Regions from separate parts of the Homo sapiens genome. Here region 2 is linked to region 1. A link is a loop called in an ENCODE intact Hi-C map of the cell type or tissue named here. Cell type or tissue: mammary epithelial cell. All regions are shown on one strand.

Region 1 (8,000 bases):
CCCATAAAACCCTATTGCATGGGAATAAGTTCAGTATGGACAACTTGACAACTCAAATAAGGAAATAGAAATTCTTATTCGATAGGGCTGAATCAACATATATAATGAAGAAAAGCCTAATTTTCCAGGAAACCTGCTTTTATTTTACAGAAGTGCAAGCATATTCACAATTATAAAATAGATTATCTAAGTCTTTAAATAGTTCCCACTTTTTCTTAAGACTAGCAGGGTAAATACAGCAGGTGCACTTCTGTTACCTCTCTTCCAGAAGAAAATCTCCCATGAGGTTACGGGTAAACTGGGCTACTTCAGATTTCAAAATTCAGTATTTCTTAGAGGTAGATATTTTTTCTGGATCTTTTTAAAAACTTGATTATCTGTGTACTAGATATTTTATAACAAAGGTGATTTCTGTTCTCTATATTGTATACATAGTATGTAATTGTGTATATATTATATATAAGTGTATAATATAACAGGGTCCTTCTCTAGACTGAATTAACTGATCTTGATATAGCTCGAACAGGGTCAAAAGACTGCTTAAAAAGTCTTGCATTTTACAGGTGAAGAAATGAGGCTAACAGAGGTGAAGTGACAATAATGACAGTGACCAGTGACAGTCTCCAAATTTCTAGCCTAAGTCTTTTCCTCTATGGAACAACACTACTTTTGTTGGCTTGGCAGGCCTGCTGTGAAGCAGATTTCCTTTTAAACACAAAATTCGTTATTCTATTTGGAATGGTAAAATTTTACACTATAAACTACTATAATATGATGGTAGTATGTTGGAAAAATATTTCTAGTCTGAGGATTTATAGAATCAGATAAATCTATTATATAAAAGTCACTATTCTAGATACTTGGGTAATAAAAAAAAATAGGCTTCATATCTGCTAAAGAGACCATTGTGTAAAGGTAGGCCACATGAAGAGATAACAGAAGATAGCTTTTGCAAATTCAAAACTAAGGTGTGTAGCTAATAAGTGCTACAGGAGTTCTGGAAGAGAAACCACTTCAGGTAGTTTTCTAAGCTAAGACACGGCTGGGAACAATGCCAGGAAGAGGTTTAAGATGTTATGTCTGTGCGGCCTTGAATGTAATATTTTTCATAGATTTGAACAAGAGAAAATTTCAAGGAGGACAAGGGAGTGAGCCCACACTGAGATCACGGGCTGTGCGTAAAGATGGAACAGATGGATGTACTCAATAGGTGAGAGAGATAATGAGAGCTATGTTGTAATAAGATATATGTGACTGGTGTTTAAGATGGTTGAAAGATGACTGAAAACATCATGCAAAAATCACAGTCGGGCAACAAGAACTTTGCCTAAAGTAGGACCAGTAGGGAAGAAGGAAAAGGATATAAGCAAGAAGTCACAGACGCCTACAATTCTTTAAATAGGAGGGGTAACTGTTAGTGCAAATCAAGAAATAAGAAGGAACAAGCTTTGAAAGAAAATTCTAAGTTACATTTTAGATATACTGAGTGTGAGGCGGTGGAAGAACATGCAAATGAAAATATTCTGCTGGTAGTTGGAAATGTTGGACAAAAACCTGAAAGAGGCTGGAGGCTAGATTTAGACTGGAGAGTCAGATACAGAGATAAAAATCGAAGCTATGGGAGTGAATGAGATGACTGGGAGAGAAAATTTGGACAAAAAGAACATGGTCCAAGGATCTAACTTTGGAGGAAAGCCAAGGGAAGGAAAATTCTGCAAAAGGAATAGTTAGAAGGAAAGAAACAAAGCAAAAGCCAAGGGAAGAAAAAAATGTTAATTACAGCAAAGAGGTTAAGGAGGGTATGAAAAAAGCCACGGATTTAGTGATTACAAGTTTAATGAGGATCTCAAGTGTGCTATTTCAGTGGAGTAAAGACAGAGGCAAATTACAGGGGCTGAAGAGTGAATACAGAAGAATAGTGGGTGCAGACTATTTATAAAGACAAATAATCTATAAAAAGTAATTGCCTAAGGTTTGCAGGAGAGTTGCTACTTCTTGCAGGAAGGACCACCACTGCCCTTCTGTAGCTATGTGTGTTTTATACACGAGATGTGGTAATAATTCATCTTTCTGCTTTGAGTTTATTTTTTAAAGTAATGGAGATTGGCTCTGTTTCATCATCTACTCTATTGTCCAGTCTGTCCTGGGCAGTATGTGTGATGTGGTTGGCCTTAAGAGTGGATGACTGTAGAAGATATTTCCATATAGCATGAAAGTAGAAGCACCTGAGCGATTGTGGACTCCTAATTTTACTCTTAATTTTAAGAACAGTGATCTACCTACATTCTCAGAGCTAATATGAACAGCCTAGGCTAGACCCCAGCAGTCTGGTTCAGTTAGCTTCATCAGTTAAAATATGGCGTAAGTAAGGCCAATACTTTACGGCCACATAGTTTCTAAGGGAATAAAGGATTATGTGCAGTGGGAGTTAGGAAAGAAGCAGCTAGGAGTTCTCCTGGGATTCTTACCCGATGTCTTTCTTGAAACTGTTTTTCCACTTAGTTCCAACAGAAATGAGCCAAGATAATGAGAAGGGGTATCTTTCATTCTCTCCTTCAGCTGGGGACCCAAGAGGTAAAGGTAGAAGTCTTTATATGTAAATACAGAAATAGAAAACAAATAGGGTATACTGATGACAGCCATGTTCACAAAAGCCCCAGCTCACCAACACTAAAATCTTAGTTTCATTTTGAATGTGCAGGTTTGGGGTCTAAATGTAGACAGCATCTAAAAAAGGAATGATGAACATGCGGAAGTTCAACTGGACTCAAGAATCTTGAGTCTTGTCACAATGCTGCATAAAACCAGAGGACTAAACAGGCCCTCTGAGATCATTCACCCATCCTCTTCAGTTTTCTCATAAGGAAACTTAATGGGTGGTGGTGAAAAATAGAAGAAAAATTTAAGGTCTTACTTTGTGCTAGAGTTCTATATGTTATTTAATCAACTCTATGAAGTACTTATTATCTCAATTACTTTGTGCTAGAGCTTTATACATGTTATCTTAATCAACTCTATGAAGTACTTATTATCTCAATTTTAGAGAAGGAGGAAACTAGGACTGACCAAGTTTAAGAAACTTGTCCAAAGGTACCTTGTTAATCAGTGGCTTAACAGACCTGATGACTCTGTTCTGCTCAGCTGTTGTGACACTGTCCAGATGAAGATAACCCATATAAAACCTTTAGCACATGTTCTGAGACACACTAGGTGCTCAGTATATGTTAGTGACCTAAGTTAACAGTAGACCTAAGTTTAAAACCAAAGTCTCCTGAGTCCCAGGCTAGCAGTATTCACTAAATTGCCAATACTTTTATAGAGGAGGAAACCATAAAAACGGTTGAGAGATTAGCTGCCTTATAGCCTTTTTATAACAAGACATGGGGTAGGTAAAAAGATAATAAAATAGTTCCAGTTGTGTAAGTTTAGAAGAGTTTTTTTCTTTCTTTCTTTTTTTTTTTTTTTAAAGACAGGGTCTTGCTCTGTTGTCCAGGCTGGAGTGCCATGGCACAATCTCAGCTCACTGCAACCTCTGCCTCCTGGATTCAAGTGATTCTCATGCCTCAGCCTCCCGAGTGTGCCATCACGCCTGGCTAATTTTTGTAATGTTAGTAGAGATGGGGTTTTACCATGTTGGCCAGGCTGGTCTCGAATTCCTGGTCTCAAGTGATCTGCCTGCCTTGGCCTCCCAAAGTGCTGGAATTACAGGTATGAGCCACCCTGCCTGGCCAACAGCAACTATTTGTATAACTTTCTACAAACGGCGTAACTGAGGCACAGATTGGTTAGCGTCTTTTCTTTCTATAGAACATCTAGAATTTATAAACGTAACTGAGTTATGTAAAGGTAAAGAGAAAGATGTTTCTCTTATGTATAGAAAAGGAGTGTTAGGTTACTTGTTCTCCCCTTTCAAGTGAAAAACTGCTTGGAATTTAGAAATAAATTAGAGCTTAGGAATAATCATTACTTTTTTTGGTCTAGGCATTATTATCTACTTTTACCTGGAACAATAACAAGCAATTGGAAATTAGACTAGGGAAGCCATACTACAGGCAAAGAGAAAACAAAATCTAAGCTCTCTGCTGCCCTCTACACGAGATATTGTGAAATGCAATTGTCAACCTGTTTTTCAACTTTGTAATTATATTTGTAACGACATTACATAGATGACTACATAAACAATCTCTTAATTTGTGGAAAAATATGACCAGTAAAATCTGTATTTTCAGTCTTTGTACAGCCTTCATGTCTTATATTACTAAATTAAACATATATTTTAAAATGATACAAGTATATGAAAAAGATTCCACAATTCACAAGAAATATTTTAAGAACTTTTTCTAAATATAAGAAAACTACATTCCATTTTAAAACTCTAGAATTCAAGATTACAAGCATATACTCTGTATCTCACTAAAAATAGGTTAGTTAAAAATAAAATTTTAAATCTTACTAAAAAGGAAGTATTAATTGAAAAGTGGAACTTTTGAAAAACCATAGTTCCAAAATATCTAGTAATAACTTAAAAACAAAAAGAGTTACATTTGAACTGGATAAGTACGAAAGAAATTAGTAATGAAGTTATATGTGATTTGAATCTCCAAGTTTAGTACTAAGAATTTGGTTTGGGGAAAAAACATCAGTTTAGACCAATTAAGTATTATTAGACACACTTTAAATAAAATAGTCTCATAGGCTAATAAGTTTGGTATTGTCAAAACAATGGTTCTTTTGTGCGATGACAACACAAATAGCCAATCAAATGGGGTATCAGCACTGTTAGTGGTGACTTTTTATCTCAGGTAACGAATAACTTCCAGTATAACGTAAGACCACTTAGTCTTCTGTAACAAGCTGTTGAATGGGATTCCTCCCATTTTTCCCTGAACTTCAGCTTAAGGCCCCAAACTAAAGACAAAAGGATATTGTGTCTTGTGCCCAGCCTCCTGTTTTCTCAGCCCAATTTGACATTGCCATAGCAACTGGCTCCCCACAGGAGTGACCCCACAGTCCCTTGCCTCAGCTGCACTGTGTATCTCTTGCCTTCCACCCTGGGCTTCTTGGATGCTGCTGTGTGGCACATGCACATGTGTAGCCACGGGTGTGTGGGATGGACACCCGAAAGGCCACTTGTTGACTAACGGAGCACAGAAGCTGCAGGATAAAAGCTCCCCTCTTCAGTCCGTTGAGAGGAGAAGTCTGTGGTGTGTTTTACACAGCTCTTCAGAGGGTTCCAGAGAGATCTACCCCACTGCCCACAGTAGTGACAGCTTAATTAGACACTGCACGGGCCTCCTCTCTTTCACTTCTCCAGCTTGTTCCCTGGGATCATACCTCAAGAAAGACACCTGTCAATGAGTCCTCGTTTTAGGCTCTGATTTCTGGAGGGAGAACCCAGGCTAAAATATGGACACTGAGATTGGTCCTAGAGATCAGAAACACAGGATGGGACTCTGAAACAGACTCACTCACTAGTAAAATGGTGATAAGGACTACAGGTATGAATAGGGATGAGACACAGAGTAGTGAGGCAATGCCTTACATAGTAGTGGTGGCAAATGAACAAGAGAGGGGCAGTGGTAATTGTAATGATTGTAGTGTTTACTGGCTTTGGCTAATTGCTTTAAAAGATTTGAAAAAGCAGCTGACAGAACTTTCATAATGTTCTCAGCACCATGGTGGGAATAGCTAAGTGGGAGTCCCTGAAATTTCACCCCTTACACCTGGGCCAAGATGGTAAGTCAGAAGCAGTATTGCACACCAGGAGAAAATGCAGAGATCAGCCATCAGAGTTACGGACTGCACAAGTGATAGTCTCCACTAGATCCTCATTCTGTTTATCTGAGTGCCTCTTACAATAATGAGGTGGACTGTGGTAAATGACAGTGGACCACTGTAAACTTAAGTGGTAGTTCCAACCTCAACTGTTGTGCAAGATGTAGAGTCTACTGGAGCAGACCAACAAATCATCTAGCATTTGTTACATGGTTATGGTTGTGGTTACTGATCTGGCCTATGTGTTCTTTTCAATCCTCATTAGTAAGAAGGGTCAAAAGTAGTTTGCTTTTAGGTGGGAAGGACAGCAGCCTGTGATTGCTCACGTCCTGAAGCTGTTCACTTTGTTTTCTGTCACAAAGTCGGCAAGGACCGGATATTTCACAGAACATCATACAGGCCCACTGTATTAATAACATTATACCAAAAAGACCTGGTGAATAGGAAGTGGAAAGTATTTTGGATATCCCAGTAAATCAAACGCATGCCACAAAAATTCAGAGGTTGCCATGTTGGAAAAGTTTTAATAGATCCAACGGCCTGAGGCTTTCTGGGATCTCCCCGCTACAGGAAAGGACAGGTGTTGCACCTTGCATCTTCTAGGCACAGTGCTAGCAGGACTCTTCATCTTTTGGAGGCAGTATCTGCTATATTTGGGAATGTTGCTGTGATAGTTTTGAGTAGGTCCCAGAGCAACAGAGGTCTCTGTAGCAGGTCCTCCAGGCTGTGGTGCAAACTGCCCTGCTGTTCAGGCCATGTGACCTGGTATATCACATCAAGGTTGGGTATTTATGGTAGACAAAGATGCTGTGTGATGCTCTGGCAAGGCCAGGAAGAGAACTGCAATGCAGAGCCTTAGGGTTCCAGAGCAAAGCTCTGCTTTCCACAGCAGAAAATGACTCCGGTTTGAAAAGCAGCCCCAGGTGTGGGGCAGACCTAGTTAGAGTGAGGCCCTGGCTACAGGACATCATTTAACTGTGCGATCAGAGGTGCCCAAAACAAACAGGGTCACATCAACTGAGTCAGAAGGTTGGGAGGTACAGCAGCCATCTGTTATACAAAGGAAATGGTCCATTTGTGATTGGCTTAAGGAAGACCAAAGGGCATCAGTATATAACATGAACAGATGGCCCAGACTGCCATGTAACCTAGTACATTACACTGGTACTTCTCTTTCAACTCTTCATCTAGGGGTGGAGTAGGTCTCTAAAACCACTAAGAGAAAAATTTGGCCCTCATTCACACATGAATTAGCTTCATATGTTGGTATGAGCAGAAAATGGACCACTATTGCACTGCATCCCATTCAGGGGTAATCCTAAAGAGAGCGGCAAAGGAGAACACTCCAGTGTCAGTAATGCACTTGGTTGTTCACTCTGTGTGAAGGGAGAAATGGCATGACATACAGATATACACAGGCTCCTGAGCAGTGGCAAATGGGTTGGCTGATTGGTCAGGAGCTTGGAAGGAACCAAGATTGAAAAGGTAGAAATCAATTTTGGAGAAGAGGCATATGGATGGGCCTATGAGAATGGCCACAAAGTGGAAGGAGCCTTGTCTCTCATGTTAATGCTTACTGAAGACTCTAAGGTGCTAGTGATTTACGTTGTGGATTCCAGTGCTGGTGCAATAGACCCATGAGCACAGGAGCCATGATGGCAGGCATGAAGGTTCAGTGTGCTCCAGCAGCAGGGGCGCTCTTTTACCAAGGCTGGTTTAGTCACTGCCACTGGTGAATGCCTAACCTGCCAGCAGCTGAGAAATGGTGTTGGTCTATAGTTTTCTTTTCTTGTAGTGTTGGCTTTAGTTATCAGGATAATACTGATCTCTTAGAATGGCTTAGAAAGTATTCTATTTTCTTTGATTTTCTGAAAGAGTATGAGAAGGATTAATGTTAATTCTTTTCTAAATGTTTGGTAGAATTTACCAGTAAAGCCATCTTATTCAGAGCTTTTCTTTGTTGAGAGGTTTTTGATTACAGAGTCAATCTTTTTACTAGTTATAGGTTTAGTCAGATTTTCTCTCCATGATTCAGTCTTGGTAGATTGTGTGTTTCTAGGAATTTGTCCATTTCATCTAGATTATCCATTTGTTGGCATACAATTATTCACAGTACTTTTATTAATATTACCCTTTTTATTTCTGTACAATATGGTAGTAATAGCCCCACTTTCATTTCTCATTTTACTAATTTGAGTCTTCTCTCTTTTTTTCTTAGTCTACCT
Region 2 (8,000 bases), 430 kb before region 1:
ATATTTCACTCTTTGTACTCTTAAAGTAGAATAGATAACGTTTGCGCGATCAGGCTGTGGGATCCTTAGAGAAGCATGTACCATGCATGAATATAATATAGCATACACACTTTCACAAACATATGAAATATCTTATAGTAACTGCTGCATGGTAAGGCTGTGATAATAATAACAAAAATATCACATACGTTGCTATTAGCTTGAGCTATAAAATGCAGTTGGCCCATTTAATTTCTTCCTTCATAAGCTTTTACTTGGCCATTACAATGGTTCACTTTTGGTTTCGTAGCCAAGAAGGACATACTTATAATCTGTTTACACAGGCATTTACAAGAAATTAATAAAAACTTTTATATATTCTAAGCACTGCTAGTTAAGCTATCAAGTTTTAATCTTGAGGGTTTTTGTTTGTTTTAATAGATAAATTCAGTATTGACCCCCTTCAAGTAATAAATACATGTAAAAAATGTAACTAAGGACCGGGCATGGTGGCCCGTGCCTGTAATCCCAGCACTTTGGGAGGCTGAGGCAGACAGATCACTTGAGGCCGGGAGTTCAAGACCAGCCTGGCCAACATGATAAAACCTCATCTCTACTAAAAATACAAAAATTAGCCAGCTGTGCTGGTGCATGCCTGTAGTCCCAGCTACCAGTGAGGCTGAGGCCCGAGAATTGCCTGAACCCAGGAGGCAGAGGTTGCAGTGAGCTGAGATAGCGCCACTGCACTCCAGCCTGGGCGACAGAGCATGACTCCGTCTCAAAAAAAAAAAGAAAAAAAGAAAATGTAACTAAGATATTTACAAAACTTCTGTTAACCTGAGTTTAAGAATGGGGTTTTGTCTTTAAAACCCATTTTTCTGGCCTGTCCCATCCACCCACGGAAGCCTGTGACTTAAGGAATGAAACACTTGACATTTAGCTTTAAAAAATATTATAGCCTCTTAAACGGAGTAAAGATAGGATGAGTCCTCAGGCATTTAGATTCTTTTTCTACTTTTTTTTCCTTTTCTTTCTTTTCCTTTTTTGATCCTTCTCTCTGAATTGCAAAGAATAATTATTAGTCTAGATCAGGCTTTTTAATCATTGTATGCATCAGTCACAAGCAACATTGAATCCTCTTATTCAGTGTGATCCAGTAAGTGCTTATTACACACCCACCTTACTCTCAGCGTTGGGCTCGGTTTGGCACAGAGCAAGAATTTCCCGTTCGTCTTAATTATTCCCAGATGGCATCAGCGGATTCCTGTTTCTAACCACCAAATCAGTGTTCTGGTAGAAACACTCCTGTCTTGTGACCTCTAAATTACACACTCTCCATCTGCACTGATTTGAGATGTAGTTACCACTTTTCTGTTCCTCCAGAGATGCCTGCGTCAATGCCCTCTAGGTCTGAAGATGGTCCTGTTGTGCGGCTATTTCACGTGTACAGGTGGGACTGAAAGATCAGTCTGGGACTGCCCTCTTTCCCCTCAGCACACACATGAGCAGCTTTGTGTTTGCAGCAGCTGCGTGCACGATCAGCTTCCACTTGGCTTTGCTTCTGCCCTTACAAACCAGCTGATGATGATGACACAGCATGTTACACTGTTGTCCCCGGTTTTCCTAGATTCCACGCACCTTTGTAATAGAAACCGTGGTTACTGGATGCCACTGCTGAAACTACTAAACACCCAGAGATGGCAGTGATTATAAGAACATTAATCGTGGGCTGGGCGCGGTGGCTCATGCCTGTAATCCCAACACTTTGGGAGGCTGAGGTGGGTGGATCACCTGAGGTCAGGAGTTCAAGACCTGCCTGGCCAACATGGTGAAACCCAGTTTCTTCTAAAAATACAACAATTAGCCCGGCGTGGTGGCATGCGCCTGTAATCCCAGCTACTTGGGAGGCTGAGGCAGGAGAATCGCTTTAACTCCGGAGGCGGAGGTTGCAGTGAGCCGAGATCGTGCCACTGTACTCCAGCCTGGGTGACAGAGCAAGACTCCATCTCAAAACAAAACAAAACAAAAAAATTAGCCTGGCATGGTGGCAGGCGCCTGTAATCCCAGTTACTTGAGAGGCTAAGGCAGGAGAATCGCTTGAATCTGGGAGGCAGAGGTTGCAGTGAGCCGAGATTGCACTACTGCACTCCAGCCTGGGTGACAGAATGAGACTCTGTCTCAAAAAAAAAAAAAAAAAGAACATTAATTGCAGCAAAGAGAGTAGCAATAATAGAATAATAACCAGATGTTTCCATAACAATAATATATGAAGAATGCTCTGGCAATGATAACTAATATTTTTCTATTACTCCCTAATTATAGTTACTTTACTCACCTCCTTTGGGTCTTTACCTACAAGCCACCTTCTCAGCGAGGCCTGCCCAGGCCACCCTATCTAAAATTGTGTCCTTTTCTTCAACATTTGATATCTTCTTTCCCCAGTTTATTTTTTCTTCTTAGCATTTGCTATTAGCAAATGTACCATATAATTTATTTATTTTGTTGATTGTTTTTCTCCCCGACTGGTATGCAGGCTCCTTGGACTGATTTTTGTCATTTAAATTTAAAATTATTATATAGTTAATGAATGGGCGATAAAAGCCCTTTATGTGCATTGAGCACTTAGTAAATGCGAGATAGTGTGCTAAGCCCTTACCTAGATTGTCTCATTTTGTCCTCTGACTCTTGCACCCTGCAGCCCCTTCTCATTATTATTCCCTCTGGAGCATCTTTTCCCATACACACTTTCATGAAGAGTCTCTACTTGATACCCTCAGCTCATAGGCACCTCCCACCCCCCGCAGTCTGGCGTCGTTGTTGCTGCTCTGTGCAGACTCTTCCTTTCAGATACCAGTGACGTCCTGCTTGCCATTTCAAGTGATGTACTTTTAGCCCTTAGATTACTGACCCTTTCAGTTCACTTACTGATCACTACCCCTTCTGGACTGTTGCCACATGCAATAATGCACTCCTGGGTTTTTCTTTCTGCCTTTTCCTTCTCTGCCTCTGCACTCCTCTGTCAGGCTGGCCCTCCGTGCTCATGCGTACCAGCTTCTGTCTCCAGCATCTCCGTCATTCTGGATTTTCTCCTGAAGCGTTGTCGTCCATGCCTCGGGTTTCAGCTACACCCTAATGTCAGTAACACTCAGATCTCTCTCTAGCCCTTACTTTCCACTGCCTGCTTACGTTTCTGCATGGATGTTCTGAGGCCATCTCACATTCAGTTTATTCAAAACCCAGCCTTCCCCACAACCCACTGACATACAGGCCTGCATTCCTGCCTTGGTTGGTGGCATCACAGCTCACCCAACCTGTGTTGGAAAGCTGGGGGTCAGTCATGACTCCTCCCTCTTAAGGAGTCCCTGCAGAGGACAGCTGCTGGGCGGCTCTCTAATCTGCCTGTTCCACACCATCCCTACTGCGACTCCTGCCCAAGCTCTCTCACTCTCCTCCTAGAGAGTGGCAGCCATGTCTTAAATACACCTCTCCAAGTCCTCAAATCCACCCTCCACATGGCTGCCAGGGCGTTCTCACTAATGTGACCAAGGGCATTGATTGCCAATTGTGGCTTAACCTGCCTCCCAGAGCACGTACTACACTTGCCAGGATTTCTGATTGCCTTAACTAACACCCACTTCCACCAGGGCTGTCAGCTTGTCCTAAAAGCACACCCGCTCCCATGGTGAGTGTGTGTTACTAAGCTCAATCAAAGCAGAAGTCTCGCCCAGGCACGATGGCTTACACCTGTAGTCCCAGTATTATGGGAGGCTGAGGCAGGCAGATCACAAGGTCAGGAGATCGAGACCATCCTGGCCAACATGGTGAAATCCCGTCTTTACTAAAAATACAAAAATTAGCCAGGCGTGGTGGCACCCGCCTGTAATCCCAGCTACTTGGGAGGCTGAGGCAGGAGAATCACTGGAACCCGGGAGTTGGAGGTTGCAGTGAACCAAGATCACCACTGCACTCCAGCCTGGCAACAGAGCGAGACGCCGTCTCAAAAAAAAAAAGCAGAAGTCGCTGAAAAGAGATGCAAAGAGGTAAAAATTGTAATGACCTGAAAATAGCGAGGACCTAACATATATTACCAAAAAAACTTACACGAGAAAATACACAAGACAAGAGGGAAAGGATCACAAAATGGAAACGAGATGGCAAAAGTCAGGCTAAAGAAGCTGGAGGGAACTATAGGGAGGGTGCTCAGACAGTGAGAAGAGGGAGGAGCAAGCACTGAATTTAATTTAACCCAGGACGTTGCTAGAATCCACCAGCAGGTGGCAGACCAGAAAAATGTCCCTTTTAATCTCCCAGACTTTTGTTTGTAAGGCCTATTGTAAAATACAGAAGATAGTAAAGGAGAAAACAAAAATAATCTATAGTTCCACCACCCAGATGGAACCACTCTTATTTTCCCTTAGTCTTTAAAAATGCATATAGGGCTGAGCACGGTGGCCCCTACCTATAATCCCAGCACTTTGGGAGGCCGAGGCGGGCAGATCACTTGAGGTCAGGAGTTCAAGACTAGCCTGGCTAATATGGTGAAACCCCATCTCTGCTAAACATACAAAAATTGTCCAGGCGTGCTGGGGACGGTGGCTCATGCCTGTTATCCCAGCACTTTGGGAGGCCGAGGCGGGCGGATCATGATGTCTGGAGATCGAGACCATCCTGGCTAACACAGTGAAACCCTGTCTGTACTAAAAATACAAAAAAGTTAGCTGGGCATGGTGGCATGCGACTGTAGTTCCAGCTGCTTGGGAGGCTGAGGCAGGAGAATTGCTTAAACCCGGGAGGCGGAGGTTGCAGTGAGCTGAGATCATGTCACTGCACTCCAGCCTGGGCGACAGAGCAAGACTCTGTCTCAGAAAAAAAAAAAAAAAAAGATTAGCCAGGTGTGGTGGGGCACACCTGTAGTCCCAGCTGCTTGGAAGGCTGAGGCATAGAATCGCTTGAACCCAGGAGGCAGAGGCTGCAGTGAGCCGAGATCACACCACTGCACTCCAGCCTGGGTGACAGAGTGAGACTCCCTCTCAAGAAATAAAAAATAAAATGCAGGGCCGGGCGCGGTGGCTCACGCCTGTAATGCCAGCACTTTGGGAGGCCAAGGGGGGCAGATCACGAGGTCAGGAAATTAAGACCATCTTGGCTAACACGGTGAAATCCCGTCTCTACTAAAAATACAAAAAATTAGCCGGGTGTGGTGGCGGGCGCCTGTAGTCCTAGCTACTCGAGAGGCTGAGGCAGGAGTATGGCGTGAATCCAGGAGGTGGAGCTTGCAGTGAGCTGAGATCGCGCCACTGCACTCCAGCCTGGGCAACAGAGTGAGATTCCATCTCAAAAAAAATACCTACATAAAAAATAAATAAAATGCATACGGTTGAGCTGATGCTGCACGTGCAGTTTTTCCCTTAACTTTGTTTATTTATTTATTTTGGAGACAGTCTTGCTGTGTCACCCAGGCCGGGGTATAGTGGCGTAATCTCGGCTCACTGCAGCCTGCACCTCCTGGGTTCAAGCAATTCTCATACCTCAGCCTCCTGAGTAGCTGGGATTACAGGCGCCCTCCACCATGCCTGGCTAATTTTTGTATTTTTAGTAGAGACAGGGTTTCACCATGTTGGCCAGGCTGGTCTCAAACTCCTGACCTCGAGTGATGCGCCCGCCTCAGCCTCCCAAAGTGCTAGGTTTACAGGTGTGAGCCACCACACTTGGCCCTCTAACTTTATTTTACAAGCAAATCCTAATGCTCTTTAAAACTTTGTGAATGTCGTGTTTCATGGCCGTCTTATGCTCCATCGTATTACTGTCCATATTGAGTCTTGTGTGTTGCCTCTTTCATTGGTTTCCGTTTTTTTAAGATGTAGACAGAGTAATCTCTGTCAAATTCAACTGGAGGCAAGGGCGGCAGGTTGGGGACAGAAACGGCTGTTGGATTTGATCACTGGAGGTTGGGCCATGCGAGTGGGTGGGAGATATGGGCTGCACAGGGGCCTGAGCAACTCTCTGCACCCTTGGCTGCATTGTGTGGTGAAGGAAAGGAAAGAAGAAAGCAGTTTGACAGGACAGTAGTTTTCTCCGAGAGGGTGAGTGAGGGGATGAGCATGTGGCATGTTTACAGACTGGGAAAGGAGCCCACAGAGGGAGGAAGCCAGCGGTGAGGGAGTGAGGGCTCTGTGGGATAAGGCTCTTCGGAAGGTGTGGGAAGTAGGCTTAGAAGCCCTTGGGGAGCTCAGCTCCAGATGCAGAAGGAGAGTTTCCTTCTCAGAGGCATGAAGGAAAGAAGAAGGGCAAGAAGGAAGAAAAGTTCAGGGCAGAGCCCACGTGGGCGCCTCATTCAATGCCAGTATCTAGGAGGGTGGGGGATTTGTGGAGCACATTTATTACGTTTCCTACAAGAATGGATAATAATGTGGACTTACATTTGGCAGTTTTTACACTTTTTTAAATTACACTCTTTCAGTTGGAAAGAGTGATGTGGTGTGATATTTATTTATTTATTTATTTATTTATTTATTTATTTATTTGAGTTGGAGTCTAGCTCTGTCGCCCAGGCTAGAGTGCAATGGCTCAATCTCGGCTCACAGCAACCTCTGCCTCCCGGGTTCAAGCGATTCTCCTGCCTCAGCCTCCTGAGTAGCTGGGATTACAGGCGTGCGCCTCCACACCTGGCTAATTTTTCTATTTTTAGTAGAGACAGGGTTTCTCCATGTTGGTCAGGCTGGTCTCGAACTCCCAACCTCAGGTGATCCGCCCACCTTGGCCTCCCAAAGTGCTGGGATTACAGGCGTGAACCACCAAGCCTGGCTGCGTGACATGATTTTTACTGAGAAGGAAACAAGATGGGAGTGAGGGCTGGCCTCTGCCAATCGTGGTGACGACAGGGACTTGATTGGCCTGTGTGATTAACCCACCCTGCAGCATTTGCAGAACCTGCCTCCTCCTACCATGCTGAAAATGTGATTGACTTGATACTGAGGACAGGCCTGGGCGCTCCTGGGAAAGCACGGGGAGTGGATGCATTTATCGGCCCATGCTCTGTGCAGCTTCTGGCCTGAGCACAGCAACAGGAGGGTTCTGCAGGCATTTCAACCAACATGACACCTCTCCTGGCTTCACCACAGGTGAACCAGGTCTCTTGTTACTCTTCCTACTCTGGAAGGCCCAAAGCATCCTGAAGGGGAGTGACACCCTGGGGGTAATTGAAACAACATTTTAAAAATAGCAATGGCCAGGCACGTGGCTCACGCCTGTAATCCCAACACTTTGGGAGGCCAAGGCGGGCAGATGGCTTGAGACCAGCCTGGACAACATGGTGAGACCCTGCCTCTACAAAAAATACAAAAAATTAGCTGGGCGTGGTGTGCCTGTAGTCCCAGCTACCAAGGAAGCTGAGGTGGGAGAATTCCTTGAGCCCAGGAGGTCAAGGCTGCAGTGAGCTATGATTGCACTTTTGTATTCCAGCCTGGGTGACAGAGCAAAACCCTGTTTCAAAAAAAAAAAAAAAAAGCAGTAGGGAGGGAATGAGGACTGGCTGGTGCCCGGGCAGAGTCGCAGGGAAGAGAGGCCAAGAGCCAACGCTGACCTCACTGTGCGGGTGCACTGGGGGCCCCTGCGAAGCTGACCTCACTGCGCAGGTGCACTGGGGGCCTCCGTGAAGGGGTCGGTGAGGAGCTGGACAAAGATCAGAGCAGGTTTGAGAGAGAATGGGAAGGCAGAACCTGGAGCTTGCAAATGAAGCAGTGGAGAGGGATGTGGATCGATGTTTTGGTTTTTTTAATGGAGCAGATTACAGTTTACAGATTGCTGAGAGAATGGTCCAACAGAAAGTGAGGAGGAGGAATGAGTCTAATGTCTGTACGAAGCAACTAGAGTCTTGTTAAAATGCAGATTCCTTCAAACCTAGGGATCCTGAAAAAAAGAAAAATGCAGATTCTCAGAGGGAGAGAGTCCAGGGGTGCGGGGGCCAGTCAAAAAAACTACCTACTGGATACCATGCTAAGTGATGCGATCCTTACTGCAGA

What was found. Peaks named below come from ENCODE experiments on the same cell type or tissue, not always from the same donor. Only the 100,000 strongest peaks of a DNase experiment are listed, where the experiment ranks them.
Region 2: it touches region 1 in a loop (6-fold over the local background); 55 of 110 quality-filtered maps call a loop at or near these places.

What each region holds. Positions count from the first base shown.
Region 1 is chr10:5,438,343-5,446,342 of GRCh38, reverse strand. All of the region lies in intron 3 of NET1 (neuroepithelial cell transforming 1), which reads right to left. Among named protein-coding and RNA genes, the nearest start is that of NET1, 30 kb to the right of the region's middle. RefSeq lists an enhancer at 3,920-4,089. In mammary epithelial cell, a CTCF peak has its summit at 4,091; a DNase peak (open chromatin) is centred at 4,092; H3K27ac peaks cover 1,853 bases.
Region 2 is chr10:5,869,890-5,877,889 of GRCh38, reverse strand. The region is part of intron 7 of ANKRD16 (ankyrin repeat domain 16); the gene reads left to right. Among named protein-coding and RNA genes, the nearest start is that of ANKRD16, 16 kb to the left of the region's middle. In mammary epithelial cell, a CTCF peak has its summit at 4,246 (motif pointing right); a DNase peak (open chromatin) is centred at 4,249.